Regions from separate parts of the Homo sapiens genome. Here regions 1 and 2 are each linked to region 3. A link is a contact called in ENCODE Hi-C data. All regions are on one chromosome and are shown on one strand. The core of a region is the stretch at or near the end of the contact, and the rest is flanking DNA. Distances in the headings are between cores, read along the strand shown.

Region 1 (5,007 bases), core at 1,752-4,251, 1.3 Mb after region 3:
TGGCTGCATTCTTCAGGTCATGGCCTCTCCTTCACCTCATTCTGACCTTGCTTTTCATGGTCACATTTCCTTCTCTGACTTTGACCCTCCTGCCTCTCTAAGAACCCTTGTGATTACATTGGGCGCACTTGGATAATACAGGATCATCTTCCCAGCTCGAGATCCTTAACTTTATCGTATCTGCAAAGTCACCTTTGCCATATCAGATGATATATTCAAAAGTTTAGGGGATTAGGATGTTGACATCTTGGGGGCCCATGATTCTGTCTACTACTGATGGTAAATGCTTACTGTCACCTCTGTCCAGATATCTTTACCACAACAATTTTATTGATTGCCAAGCACAGAGTACTAAGATGATTTTTAGTACTTTGTAATTTCTGTTAAAAAACAGTGGTTTTAAATTTTTTATAGGTATTTTATTTACATTTTGAATGGAAAGCATGAAATACATTTAGCACTTCAAAAAGTAGGATATTTGGGAGATGATTGGCTCTTGATTGCATTGGAAGCCAAATGAATTATTTACTGCATAAGTACAGCACATATTTTCATAAAGCAGTTTCTAAATGAACAAAGTGATTTTCTATGCCATTTTCTAAACAAAAGAGATTGATTTCACATTTTCTGAATACATGACCACTCCCACCACATGCTAGCTATATGGCATTCTCTGAAAGTTATAATATATAAGTGCAATCTGATTCATTCAACATGAAATGCACGGTTTTATAGATAATCATTTTGTCATAGGAGATGTTTCTAATTAATCGTATCACTCATACCAGATGCATCGTTCTCCAGTTTCTAAAATGGAACCTGATTTTTGGCCAGAATAGTATAAGTTTGGTGAGTATAAGTGACAAAAATGTTGTCTTAGCGTGTACAACATACCTTCAACAAATTGTCGTTTGCTTGTTGAAAATCTGGTGGCAACTTCACATCCTGGAAAAGCCTCTGGGGCCCAAATGGTTTTAGTGTTTGTGGGTGAATATGTTATGCCTCACAGAATGTTATGCTTTGTTTGGGTTTGCTTATAGTACTTTAACATAATCTCAAGTTACTCCTTCTTTACTTGCACTACAGAGTGTTCCATATCCCTGCCTCTCTCTCTTGAGCCTCAGTTATGGCATCCTCTGTTTACCTTAACTCCTGTCTTCCTTGCCTCTTGGCCCCAAAGCACTTATTTTGATATAACTCCCATTTAGCATCTGTATGGACATCTTCTGACATTTTTTCTGCCTCCCTAACTAACCTAAATGTTCTTTGAAGGCAAAGGCTGCCTTACTTCACACTAATCATAACATCCTATGCATAGTAAACACTTAGAAAACTGATGCTGATGATATCATCACGTTACTCAAGTTTTCTATTCTGGTCCTTCTCATTGTTTCATTTCATCCCCCTTTATCTCTGGATCAAATTGAAGCTGCTGATTAAATTATTTAAACAAAGCTTTGGCCATGTTGTTTTTTGTTTGTCTTCCCTCCTTTTTTCTTTCCCGTTGGCTGTCCGATATGCATGCTCTTCTTTACTATTGGGCACCAAACCGTATTGCTCCTTAATGTATCTCTGGCCACTTTCTCCAGGTAATCTTGATGAAGTTCCTTTAGCCATTTTCACCTCACCAGGACCATCTAGAGGCCAATTTTATGTTCAGCTTAGTCCTGTAATCATACCTTATTCTTTATTTTGGAAGACAGTGCTCCTGTCTGTGATTGTGGCTGAAAGGCTAATGTTCAACATCCAATTCTTGACATTTTCCTGGGTCATCATGCTCCTTCCTTGGGGTTCCAAATGCTGCTCGCTTGTAGCTCTATTTGGAAATCTTTTGATTCTGCATTGAATTGTAATGCAGAATAAAACATAAAAGTTGGTTATTTCTCTACCCTTATTAGATTTTCAAAATTTTGCAAAAAGAAGGGATGGGCACATCTGTGGCATATCAGCACAGTACTGGGGACTAGCAGTAGGTACTTAATAGATATTTGGAATTAAAACAAAACAATCTTTTCCACCATGGAGCCAAGTTTGTCCTGTGATTAAGGACTATTTCTACAATTCAAAGAGCTGTTCTTAAATAGTAAAGCTGTCATCTTGATTCACTGCCAACCCAAGGCCTTGCTCAAAATGAATGATTTTGCTCCGTATTTCTTAAAGTATATTCTCCTACATTGTTAGAATGATAATCACTAAATACTAAATGCTTCAATAAAGTGTATAATGTGCTTCACATATTGAGAATATATTTATAGGAATCTTTATAATTTAGTTGTATAAGTTGGGCAAGTTAACCTCTTTGTGTCTAGGTTTTTTATTGTGTAAAATGGGGATAAGTATTGTGGACAAGCCTCACAAGTCCTTTTTTTTTTTTAAGTAATTTCTGATAGTTCTACCTTTAATTCCACCACTTTCCTCCATTCACCAAAGATTTGTTATAATATTTCTGCTATTTACAGGATTCTCCAGGTTTTTCCTACAGATGGAGACAGTTCCTACAGTAGAAAGTGGTAATTTATGTGTGACGTGACCACTAGCTGGCCTTACCAATGTGTCTTTTTCATGCTTTAACTGTAGTTGGGTCAAAAGTTGGAAAACTGAGGTGATGAAATCTGTCAGAGAAGCATAGAACTATTATTTTGTGGCAATGTTAAGTGATTTTTAAAAACAGATGTTAATTGAGGTCCAAGCAGTAAATTAGTAGTTAAACCTCCCTTAGGTTTTACAAAGAGAGTTCAAGACTGACTTAAGATCCCTGTCCTGGATTAACATGAAGTGAGACTTAAAATTAGATTGCCAAGAAGGTAATGTATCACCAAAGGGTCAGGTGATATATGACCAAAGGGTCAAGGTGAAAAGAGAAGGTGATATATCACCAAAGAGTCAGGGTGCACCTTGTTTGCAGTGATATTTGTTGGGGCAGCTCTTAAAAACGAGCAAAGGTCAAAGTTGTTAATGAAGCTGACCCCACAGGTGTGAAGCTTGTAGGTTTCAGTTCAGTTTTACCCTTCAGAGATCAGTGACAGCCAGCCCTAGAGGCACCATCTGCAGCCCTATGGGAAAGAGGTCTGATTTAGAACATGTGGGAAAGGAAGAAGTACATTTGAATTTGAAAGTTGACTTAATTATATTCTCTGCTTTCAGAGAGCTTCCCCTTTGCACATCTCACCCTTTTTCTTACCCACGCTGCAGAACTATTTTGGCATATGTTTTACCCCAAATGACTGGTTCCTATTTTCAATTCTGTATCTAGTTGAGAGATACAGATGAGGGGTCAGGAAAGTTATTCTATGGTTTGGAGTCTTGCCAGGCTCAGTTGATATCTTTGACAAGAGCAAGGCTACTGCTCATTTCTGATGTCCCTGTCTGGGGAGCTCAAAGTGCTGTGTAGATGTTGTCTCATTCATTTTACCTGAGGCAAGTTGGAGGCATGCATCAGTGTAAAATTTTCTTTAAAGCTTCATTCATATGAGTAAGAAATAGATAAAAGGAAAATACTGCCTATGAGTCAGAAACAGATATATTTAAGAGATGACACTGAAAAAAGCTAAGGTTTTAATAATATTTTTGCCTTATTCTCTTGGGACAGATGAGGAGGATATAATCACAGGGCAGGTTTCACTGAGGAAGTTGTTATAAAGGGCAAGAATATAGTGCAGTGTTTAGTTTAAAGAGGGCAGCTTATAGCTGTATATCCATTCAATATATCCCAGAAGATTGGCGATAAATTTAAGACAATGTCTCCAAGTTGATTGGGCATATATTTCCAGCTTTGCTGCCTCCATTCTTTTGTTATTGGCCAACAAACCTCCTATTTTAATTTTTTATTTTTGGATAGAATTAACTGGAGACACTGTAGAATCTTAAACTTTTATGATGCTGTTTTTTCTGCCACATTATAAAAGTATTAAATTAAGAATCAACAAATGTAAATTACTTTTTGTTCTGCTGCTGTGAACCTTGAGTGGGAGCAATACTAAGCATCTTAGACCTGAGTTCCTTCATGTATAAAATGAGAAGGAGGAACCATATCACCTCTAAGATCCCTTCCAGCTTTGCAGTTTCCAGAAGTAAGAACATGTTCTATTACCTGCCATGAAGAAGAAAACATGGGAGAATATGGGAATCTTCTTTTCTGAAATCTCCTTTGTATGATTTTTCTTTCTCTCTTTTAAAATCATAGCTATAATTTTAAAAATCTCATTTAAAACTCTCTGTGTTTATTGTAGAAAAAAGTTAGAAAATATAAATAAGCAAAAATAATGTAAGAACTATGCATAATATCACTACTCTTGGATAATTACTGTTAACACTTTGGTAGACATTATTTCTGACTTTCTTTCTGAAAACACACCCATAAGCACACATATCCTTTAGTTATGCTAGTGACATCTTGAAGGATATTAAGGCTAAGTACATTGAGAAAACTTTACTACTAGATGTTCAAGATGTACCAAGCTTGGAAGATGATACAGAACAGTCCTTTACTTTCTCCTCTGAGTTATGTGTCAGTTCATCCAGGTTTGCCTCAGATGGGCTCCCTCTGGGCTCCCTTTTTACCATTTTTTCTCTCTGCTAGTTTATTGGTTTCCACTCTTGAAAAGGTGGTGTCAGGGCCTTTCATTCTGTGCTTTATTTAGAAGGGATGTTTTGTAAAAATCAGAATTAAACATTTACAGGCAAAAAACCCTTTGATTATATTGATGCCTTTTATAGCAAAAATGTAATACTTTACTAGTCTAACAGATTCTCTCTCTCTTTTTTCCTACCTTAAAAAGGCACAAACAAAACAAAACAGAATGAAATAATAACTGTAACAACAACAATAACAATATAAGAAAAAACAAAACACAAAATTCCTAGGAAGCAGTAGAAAAGAAAATAAAGAGATGAGGAAGAGCTCTGAGCTCTGACCTGCTTTATATTTACATATGTAAATAGTGTCTCAACATACATCCTATCTCAACAATCCATTTGAAAAATGTGATCATATTTTATACAACTTGA
Region 2 (4,417 bases), core at 1-2,500, 1.2 Mb after region 3:
TACAGACTAGGTGTGAAATTTCACTTTGATTCCTTTGGCTTTAAAGAATGCATAAATTAGTGTGGGTGGAGGCGGGAGAAGGGGGGGAATGCCAAGTCCCCCGTTTTGTTGTGCTGGGTAGACACAATATACCTCTTCCCCTTTAAGTGAAATAAGTCTTCAAATCCAATTAGGATCTACTCTGGAGTCTTAGAGGACCGTTATCTTGGTTTCCACATTATATGCACTGTACTGTTGTTGAAGCTGTGGGTATGTATTGGGTGCGTCGCTGTCGATGAATGCTTTAAAACAGCTGTGAATTAACTGTCACTTCTTTTTTTTTTTTTTTTGGCAAACTCACAAAATCCCAGAAGTCAGGGGTCTGTTGTTTGTTCATTCTGCCTCCTTCTGAGTCATTCAGGTACAGGGTGTGTCTGCCAATTGAAACTGCACAGCGGAGGAAGTTTTTGAGTTCACATCTGCCGGGATGGGAACGCAGTGCGACCAGGGACTGGGTGGAAACTTTTACAACAGTAATGCAAGGGCAGAAGCGTCCTGTCCTGAGCTTGTCACGCAGGCAGATCTGACCAAGTCCGCCTCTCAGCCTCACGTTCTTAAGTAGCATCTAAGCAAAAGAAAAGGGTGGGCAAAGTGCTAGTAATGAGATTTGAGGCCTCTGAGTCGACTCCCAAGCAGAATGTGAGAGAAGGGTGCCGGCTCCTGCTGGGCAGCTGCAGTTGCTCCGCAGCTCCTGGCCGAGAATCTCCCCCTTTGGAAATTCCTGAGCTGCCCAGGCGTTTTGAATCTCTCAGGACTCAGCAGCAGCCCACCCCCTCAACGACCTCTCCATTGGCCAGAATCTGGGACACACAGCCTGACTTTGTGCTCAGCTGAGGGAAACCCCTCGCCCAACACCAAAACCGGCGCTGGTTCATTTCTCTGTGCACTCTGGGAAAGCCACTGCCCCTCAGACCGCAGTTGCGAGTAGCACGAGGATCTGGGGTGGCGGGGGGAGTACAGGAACCTCCCGGTTCATTCTCCCTCCCGGGCTGCTTGTCTCCTCCGTACCTCTCGCAGCCCCTTCCCAGCCTCTCCTCCCCAGAGCGCCGCCGACACTCGCCGGGCCGCGGCTCAGGTTTTCTGCTGCTCGCGCGAAAGTGGCTCGGGGAGCTCCTGGCCACAAGCTCAGCACACCGATCCTCCTAGGGCTGCGGGGGGTGTGGGACCAGGGCGGTGCGCTACGAGACTCCGGGCCGTCCTCTGCCTCCTCAGACTTTTCGAGAGAAAAGTTTTCAAAGTCTCTCCACCTTTTTTTTTTTTCAGGGGCTCGGGAGAATCCTCTCCACAGCCAGGGATCAGCGTCTATCTGGGCGAGGGCAGTGATTTATACAGTAGAATCCAGGGGTTACCGGGCTCCGCCCCTTCTCTCTCTCTCTTTTTTTCTTTCATTTGTTGTTTGGGGAGGAGGGGTTCTTTTTTTTTTTTTTTTTTTTTTTTTTGCTTCTGCCCCAGATCTTTCCTGGACAGTGCGTCTCAGCAGTTCAGATCCGGGGGCCCCCAGCTGACAGAGGGCGTGGGGGGTTAAGGCATTAACCCCTCCCAGCCTCTTCCTGAAGAAACCACCCAGCCTTGGCGCGGCGCTGGGTGACTTCGCGTAGCAGGCAGGGAACTGGCCGCGGCGAGCGGGACTGGCCATTGGAGTGCTCCGCTGCGGAGGGAGGGGACCCCGACTCGAGTAAGTTTGCGAGAGCACTACGCAGTCAGTCGGGGGCAGCAGCAAGATGCGAAGCGAGCCGTACAGATCCCGGGCTCTCCGAACGCAACTTCGCCCTGCTTGAGCGAGGTAGGGGGCGGCGAATGGCGGGGGTCGCGGGCGCGGGGAGCCCGGTTGTGGTAGGGCTTAGGTGTCAGAAACGAATTTTTAAGTCGAACGAGGCAAACAAAAACTTAGAAAACATGCATCTCCGGGCGCTGAAAATTTGCATCTCTGGGCTACTAAGGAGCCCATCTCGATCAGATTGTTCTTGGGCACTTGTGATTTATGGAGTTCAGAAAAAAGGTTAATTCCCAACTGTGGAACCTACGGGTGTAGGGGCAGTGAAAATTGCAGTTGGTCGGAGGAATAGGAGGGAAGGCGTTAAATTTTGGAAATCCTATAGACAAAGAATATGGTGGGTGGTGTGGAGCGTGGGTAATGGCTTAAATTAGTACTGCCCAGGAGCAGGGTATAAAATTAGTTGGGGGAAAATGCGGAGCTTCTTGGCTTGAGCAGCCTCTGCTGTTCGCGGAGTTGCTGGGATTGTTCTCATCTCTATTACCTCATTTTATTGCATTGCTGCATTACCTTGAAATATTTAAGCAACTTAGAAGTAGACTTCTGCTGACCAGTGCCGTCTTAGAAAGTTTCTTTGTAACTTTCTAGTCCTAGGAGAGGAGTCAACGTGTTGGGGGACTGCAGTAAATAAAACTGCCCACGCAAATTTAGCAATGCACCAGGGAGCAGTTTAATGTGAGTTTCTGAAGAGTAGTTTTGCAATCGAAATTAGAAATGTGGTAGCATGTATTATGGCTGTCATGAGTAGTTTGATTTCTCTCTTTTGTGTATGTTTTGGCTAAACTAAACAAAGCAAAAAATATTTATGCAATCAACTAATGTACGAAACTTCTGGGATTTGCTGCAATCTGTTATGAATGGTTTTAACTGAATACCTTTAAATTTACTTGCCCTGGCTTGGGGTGGGGGGTGGGGTGGGGGGGCGCGGGGGGAGGCGGGGAGAATAAGAAGAAGAAAGAAAAGGCAGTCGCTTCACGGAGGCGCTAAGCTTTCCTGTTTACAGCAAGGCGGGGCGGGCCTGGCTGCCCACACCTCACTGCGCCCTCGGACCCTAAGCACACCTGCTCCTAGAGAGTTATTAATAGAGCCCCCAAATGGCTTACGCTTTCAAATGATTTTCCTGCAAATCTGATTTCTTGCATGGCACATGGCAATTAGGAGGTGGTGCTAGTATCTTTGAACTGGGGGGCTGGGGGTGGGCATGGGGGACAGAGGTGTGTGTCTTCGCCCTCAGACTGGCAGTTGAGTCTTTTCCGAGGAGAGACGTGGGCTGGTATTGAGCGTGCAGCTAAGCTGGTGACTGCTTCAGAGAATCTCATGGCTGGAAATCCGGGGGTGAGGGGGTGTGGGGTGGTGAGAGGGCAGGAGTGGAGTTAAAATGGGGTGTAGTTCTCTAGGTTTCCCATTCCTCCCACTCCTTGTTTTCCTTTTCATCATCTTTTTTTTTTTGTCAACCCACAGCCAACATCGTAATTCCCATTTCCCTTTGAGTGAATGTGGCCATAGAGTTTCTCCCTCTCTTTTTCTTCCCCCTCTTCCTTTTTTGAAAAAAGAAAAAAAAGGAAGAAAAAAGATAATTTGATTTTTAAAAAAAATCTCTCTCCCTGAGCTCTCCCCAAGTTTCTTTAAAACAAATCAACAACAACACAATTGGAGCAGTGCCTTAGCTAGAATGAATTATGCCAGTATGCTGTGGCTCTTTCCCTGACTCTCTCCTCTGACTTGTTTAAGGCTGCGGTTTCCGAGGCCCTCTCCAGCCAAGGAAAAGCTACACAAAAAGCCTGGATCACTCATCGAACCACCCCTGAAGCCAGTGAAGGCTCTCTCGCCTCGCCCTCTAGCGTTCGTCTGGAGTAGCGCCACCCCGGCTTCCTGGGGACACAGGGTTGGCACCATGGGGCCCACCAGCGTCCCGCTGGTCAAGGCCCACCGCAGCTCGGTCTCTGACTACGTCAACTATGATATCATCGTCCGGCATTACAACTACACGGGAAAGCTGAATATCAGCGCGGACAAGGAGAACAGCATTAAACTGACCTCGGTGGTGTTCATTCTCATCTGCTGCTTTATCATCCTGGAGAACATCTTTGTCTTGCTGACCATTTGGAAAACCAAGAAATTCCACCGACCCATGTACTATTTTATTGGCAATCTGGCCCTCTCAGACCTGTTGGCAGGAGTAGCCTACACAGCTAACCTGCTCTTGTCTGGGGCCACCACCTACAAGCTCACTCCCGCCCAGTGGTTTCTGCGGGAAGGGAGTATGTTTGTGGCCCTGTCAGCCTCCGTGTTCAGTCTCCTCGCCATCGCCATTGAGCGCTATATCACAATGCTGAAAATGAAACTCCACAACGGGAGCAATAACTTCCGCCTCTTCCTGCTAATCAGCGCCTGCTGGGTCATCTCCCTCATCCTGGGTGGCCTGCCTATCATGGGCTGGAACTGCATCAGTGCGCTGTCCAGCTGCTCCACCGTGCTGCCGCTCTACCACAAGCACTATATCCTCTTCTGCACCACGGTCTTCACTCTGCTTCTGCTCTCCATCGTCATTCTGTACTGCAGAATCTACTCCTTGGTCAGGACTCGGAGCCGCCGCCTGACGTT
Region 3 (4,995 bases), core at 159-2,658:
AGTATATTAAAAACGTTAGTTAGAATAGCAAAAAAAAATTTTCTAATGTTCCCAAATCACTGCTGAACTTTGTTGACTTTGAAAGAAAAAGGAGGCACAAGAAAACCCACCCACTGATAATATTGTTTATTAACCGCTGATTATTGCCAGGCACAATTCTAAGAACTTTATGTAAATATATCTCATTTAATTCCCATGACAAGGTTTTGAAATAGGTGCTGTTATCCCCATTTGCAAAGAGACAAAAGTGAGGCTCAAAGTGAAGTGACTTGCTGAGAGCCACACAAAGCCAAGATTATGATCCAGGCTGTTTTTCTAAAGTCTGCTGTATAGTATACTGCATTTATCCCAAATCAAGCTTATTAATTTACTGTTTATAAAAGGCATCATGGTTTCAACAACAGATTAACTTAGGTAAATAATATATGGGTAATCATTGTTCTGTTAGTTTTTCTTTAGTTGTGGAAATAAGCATTTTAGACTAACTTGGACCTAAACAAGCTTTAAGGCTATTATGTAATGGGGATCTCCAAATCATTAGTTAGAACTTTTGACCCTTCCATTTTCAACTACTGATTTAAGTGGTCCTCAGTAGAAATGTACTGAATAGGAAGTTTTATCTTTCAGTTTTCTAACTCTCAGTCTGGATCTATGTCAGCAGAGGGACTTTTCATCTGCTTATGTGACCTGGACTAGTGATCTCAGACATATTCAGGGCAATTATTGCTGAAAATCAGCCAAATTGTAGAAAAGTGCCAATAGTCCTTTTATAGTGTAGATTGAAAGAAGTCACTTTTTAAAACTTTATTCTGATAAATCTTTTTTTTTTTTTTTCAGACCATAGTCTTGAGTTTACTTATGAGGTCAATTGGAAATAAGAACACCATTTTACTGGGTCTAGGATTTCAAATATTACAGTTGGCATGGTATGGCTTTGGTTCAGAACCTTGGTAAGTATAAATATTTTAATGTTAATATTTTTAATTTTGGTGTTAGCCCTTGTGTTTTTATTTGCTTCTCAACTGAGGGGTAGACTGTAATCTGTCTCATACTATGCTTTTTATCTTTCAAAATGTGTCTAATATAAGTCTGCCACTTGTATATTTATATGTTCTCCTAGAATGGCTTGAGGATTAAAAAGGTGACCTTTTATAGCTAAATGACAGGCTGAATTTTTGAATGAGATTATACAGCTTTTGAATCTTTAAGGAGCATTTAATCTAAATCAGTCCGTTACTAGGAAAAAGTATGTAATCCCATAGCAACAAGGCCCTGAAAGTTATTTACATTTTTTGTTTTTCTGGTCAGGAAAAAGAAAGTTGTATAACCAGTGATCATTACTGATAGCAAACCAGAAGTGAAAACAATCCAGTTATTTTGGTGCCAGCTTCATGCTGTGTCTCAGCTTTTCTGACCAGTCGGGTTTCCTGCAGGGGACTTGAGTAGTGACGCTTGTTGTCAGGCTGCCCACGTAGATAGTATTATTGTGCTCAGGCATTATGGCACTGAACTCCATGGTTTGCACTAATATTTCAAACAACTGACTGCCTCGTCTCTGTTTGGACTTGGATATAAGCAAGCATCAAGAGGGTGATGATTTGTTCTCCAAACTAGCCTTTGCAAAGAGGTGCTCACAATTGAAATTACCTAAAACATTTCTTTTAAACATCAAGCCAGGAACATCCAAGTTACTTGTTCTTTACAATTTAAGGATTAGATCAAATCAGCGATATCTTCACAAATCCATCCATAAGAACTTTGCCAAAGACTTGTTGGCTTCATGTGTTTGGAAATATTTGATGATGTTTCGTCATCTATATTATACATTATCCTCAATATAACCTCTCAATTGCCTGTAGAAATAATACCCAGCACATTTTACAGTTTGGAACATGATATCCCTATTTTACATTACACCCTCACAGCACTCTTGTGAATTAAGTTGCTGTCTTTGTATACAGGGTCAGATTGTTAAGCGACTTGCCCATAGTCACCTAGTAAGCAAGTTCAGTTCTCCTTTTCTCTACAGCCATTTCACAGTAAGAATTACTTAATTATGTAGTTTGACTTTCAGGTACAGTGGAGAAGAATTTACTGTTTTTGTTTTGCTGCTCTCCTTATAGGATGATGTGGGCTGCTGGGGCAGTAGCAGCCATGTCTAGCATCACCTTTCCTGCTGTCAGTGCACTTGTTTCACGAACTGCTGATGCTGATCAACAGGGTGAGTTGATAGGAACTAGCGATAATTATTTAAAAGTACAGAATGTTCTAATCCTGTGTTCTGTCTCCTATGTACTGAAACATAAGTATATCTTCAGGGTAGAGACTTTTAAAATTGCTTTTGATATAAACAGGAAAAGCAGATTCTAGGGTATTTATCCTTAGGTAGATACATATTCCCTTTTCTCTCACTTAGAATATGTGGCTTATCTGTTCTGTTCATAGAAAATTTACTGATGAGGCTGGGCATGGTGGCTCACACCTGTAATCCCAACACTTTGAGAGGCCGAGGCAGGCAGATTGCTTGAGTTCAGGAGTTGGAGACCAGCCTGGGCAACATGGGGAAACCCCATCACTAAAATGCAAAAATTAGCTGGGCAGGGTGGCGCATGCTTGTAGTCCCAGTTACTTGGGAGGCTGAGGTTGGAGGATCACTTGAGTCTCAGAGGCGGAGGTTGCACTGAGCCAAAATCAGGCCAGTGAACTCCAACCTGGGCGACACAGTGAGAGACCTTGAGAGACCTGTCTCAAAAAAATTTACTGATGAATGTTGGCCACAGAATATTAACTAAGCATTAAGTTTTTGCTGTGTTGTGCTAGACACCTTGTGGGATATATTCATAGACCTTTTATGAATGTTGTCCCAGCCACTTGGGAAGCTGAGGCAGGAGGATTACTTGAGCTCAAGAGTTTGAAGCTAGCTTAGGCAACACAGCAAGACTCCCATCTCTAATAAAAAAAAAAAAAGAAATCATATAGTTTCAGTCATCTGAAGATATGTAACACAGCAACATCTTTAATGTCATATGCTCTCTTTTTTTTTTTTGGTGGGAACATTTAATTCTTGGGATGCTAACAGATGACAAATACTTCTTTGAAAAGGATATGTTTTGTCTAGTCATAAGGATAAAAGGGGCACTGCAAAACAGTGGCAGTTGTCACTTGGTTGATAAATGAGGAAGGAAAGGCCTATGGCCAAAGCAAGTTGCATTTTAAATTAAAGATCCAAAAGAGAGAAACAAAAATCAAATGCTGTTAAAACAGTGTTATTGGCCGGGCGCAGTGGCTCATGCCTGTAATCTCAGTGCTTTGGGAGGCCAAGGCTGGTGGATCACCTAAGGTCAGGAGTTCGAGATCAGCCTGGCCAACATGGTGAAACCCTGTCTCTACTAAAAAAATCAACCAGGCGTCGTGGTGCACACCTGTAATCCCAGCTACTCGGGAGGCTGAGGCAGGAGAATCACTTGAACCCTGGAAGCGGAGTTTGCAGTGAGCCGAGATCGTGCCACTGCACTCCAGCCTGGGCAACAAGAGTGAAACTCCGTCTCAAAAAAAAAAGTGTGATTTTGGCTGGGCACAGTGGCTCAATGCCTGTAATCACAGCACTTTGGTAGGCTGAGGCAGGAGGATCACTTGAGTTGAGTTCAACACCACCCTAGGCAACAAAGTGAGACCCCATCTCTACAAAAAGTACAAAAATTAGCCAGGTATTTGAGCCCAGGAAGTTGAGGCTGCAGTGAGCCAAGTTTGCGCCACTGCACTCCCGCCAGTTGACCCCCCCACTTTATTTTTGACTAAAAGGGGTCTTAAGTACTTGCTTGGGGACAGATAAATTTTAACATTTGTAGTTGTGAAATTGTGACTGATTTTTAACCAGCCATGTTTTGAAGGCTGTAATCTAGGGAAATAAAGTAGTTTTGCCCACTTGTTTCTATGTGAGACCTATATATGGGTACATCAGAGCTCATGTTTGCATAGGACAGCTTACTACACTTTGTAGAGCTGATAGCTTCTAAATATTAATAGTTTTTAATGACATTGCTATAAATTGCTAGTGTCTGATAAGAAGCTTGATTTTAGATTAAGTGATTTCATATTTGTACTGGTTCTAAGGTAGGGAAAAAAAACCAGGTAGTTTACTAAGTGATAATTTGTTTAAACAATGTAGGTGTCGTTCAAGGAATGATAACAGGAATTCGAGGATTATGCAATGGTCTGGGACCGGCCCTCTATGGATTCATTTTCTACATATTCCATGTGGAACTTAAAGAACTGCCAATAACAGGAACAGACTTGGGAACAAACACAAGCCCTCAGCACCACTTTGAACAGGTAATTCTCATTCAACATGATCAAATTGTATGGTTCATTTGGCTAGATTAAAGGCTACTGGTTTTTGGTCATGAAAGCTTTTATGTGAGATTCTATTTGAGATTGGATAAAATGCTTAAAAACCAGAGTTTAAGGGACTGTGTTCTTCTACATACCACCTTGTGAAAATTGGCTGTGCATATTTTTTTTCCACTTGAGAATGAAAAATTTTAAGTACCTAGTTTGTCAATGGCATATGTAACAAACCATTTCTCTTTACTACTAGTCTCTTTTGAAACTTTTCTAATATCACAGTTGTGTATGTTAACTAACTTTTCATACAAAAGGCAGGCTTATGGTAAATAACCTTTGTTCACTGTTTGCTATATTTCCCTCTTTTCAACTGAAAATTAATGCCAAACAATGCTGATCATTTTGGCCAATATTAGCAGCTCATCAGTTTCCTGGCTTATTTAGCAGAGTTCTGTACTTATCTTCCAACCCACTAAGACTACTTTTAAATAAAAGAATGTTTGTGGGCTATACACAAAACTGGCAGTGCAAGCTTCTGCTAAGAATGAATGTAATTTTGGGCTAAAACAAAGGTCTCTTTTTCTTGGTAACCTGTGTTTTTCTCACTTCCAGTCACTTGAAATTATAATTACCTTCTTGAAACAAAGAAAT

Evidence for each region. Hi-C counts contacts between places; a loop is a spot of excess contacts on that map. Pooled maps may share reads with other maps.
Region 1: a loop to region 3 is called in a map with no recorded cell type, with 9 times the contacts of the local background. The contact joins two enhancer-like sites. A Hi-C loop is called at or near these places in 2 of 37 single-sample maps with no recorded cell type and 2 of 50 pooled maps.
Region 2: a loop to region 3 is called in a pooled map, with 4 times the contacts of the local background. The contact joins the promoter of S1PR1-DT here to the enhancer-like site in region 3. A Hi-C loop is called at or near these places in 2 of 37 single-sample maps with no recorded cell type and 3 of 50 pooled maps.

What each region holds. Positions count from the first base shown.
Region 1 is chr1:101,404,815-101,409,821 of GRCh38, forward strand. No RefSeq gene overlaps it. Among named protein-coding and RNA genes, the nearest start is that of LINC01307, 83 kb to the left of the region's middle. Within about 2 kb of position 3,002, at least 3 of the 41 ENCODE cell types and tissues checked have a DNase peak (open chromatin) inside an H3K27ac peak, as active enhancers do.
Region 2 is chr1:101,235,278-101,239,694 of GRCh38, forward strand. It overlaps S1PR1-DT (S1PR1 divergent transcript), which reads right to left and starts at 1,251. Exons shown (of 2, transcript NR_104626.1): 1 at 1,048-1,251; 2 at 1-604. S1PR1 (sphingosine-1-phosphate receptor 1) reads left to right here and starts at 1,742. Exons shown (of 2, transcript NM_001400.5): 1 at 1,742-1,822; 2 at 3,545-4,417. The coding sequence starts at 3,708. RefSeq lists enhancers at 832-921, 3,555-3,604.
Region 3 is chr1:100,076,328-100,081,322 of GRCh38, forward strand. SLC71A1 (solute carrier family 71 member 1) reads left to right here. Exons shown (of 12, transcript NM_033055.3): 9 at 838-950; 10 at 2,124-2,221; 11 at 4,169-4,332. Among named protein-coding and RNA genes, the nearest start is that of SLC71A1, 41 kb to the left of the region's middle. RefSeq lists enhancers at 1,345-1,394, 1,405-1,554. Within about 2 kb of position 1,409, at least 2 of the 41 ENCODE cell types and tissues checked have a DNase peak (open chromatin) inside an H3K27ac peak, as active enhancers do.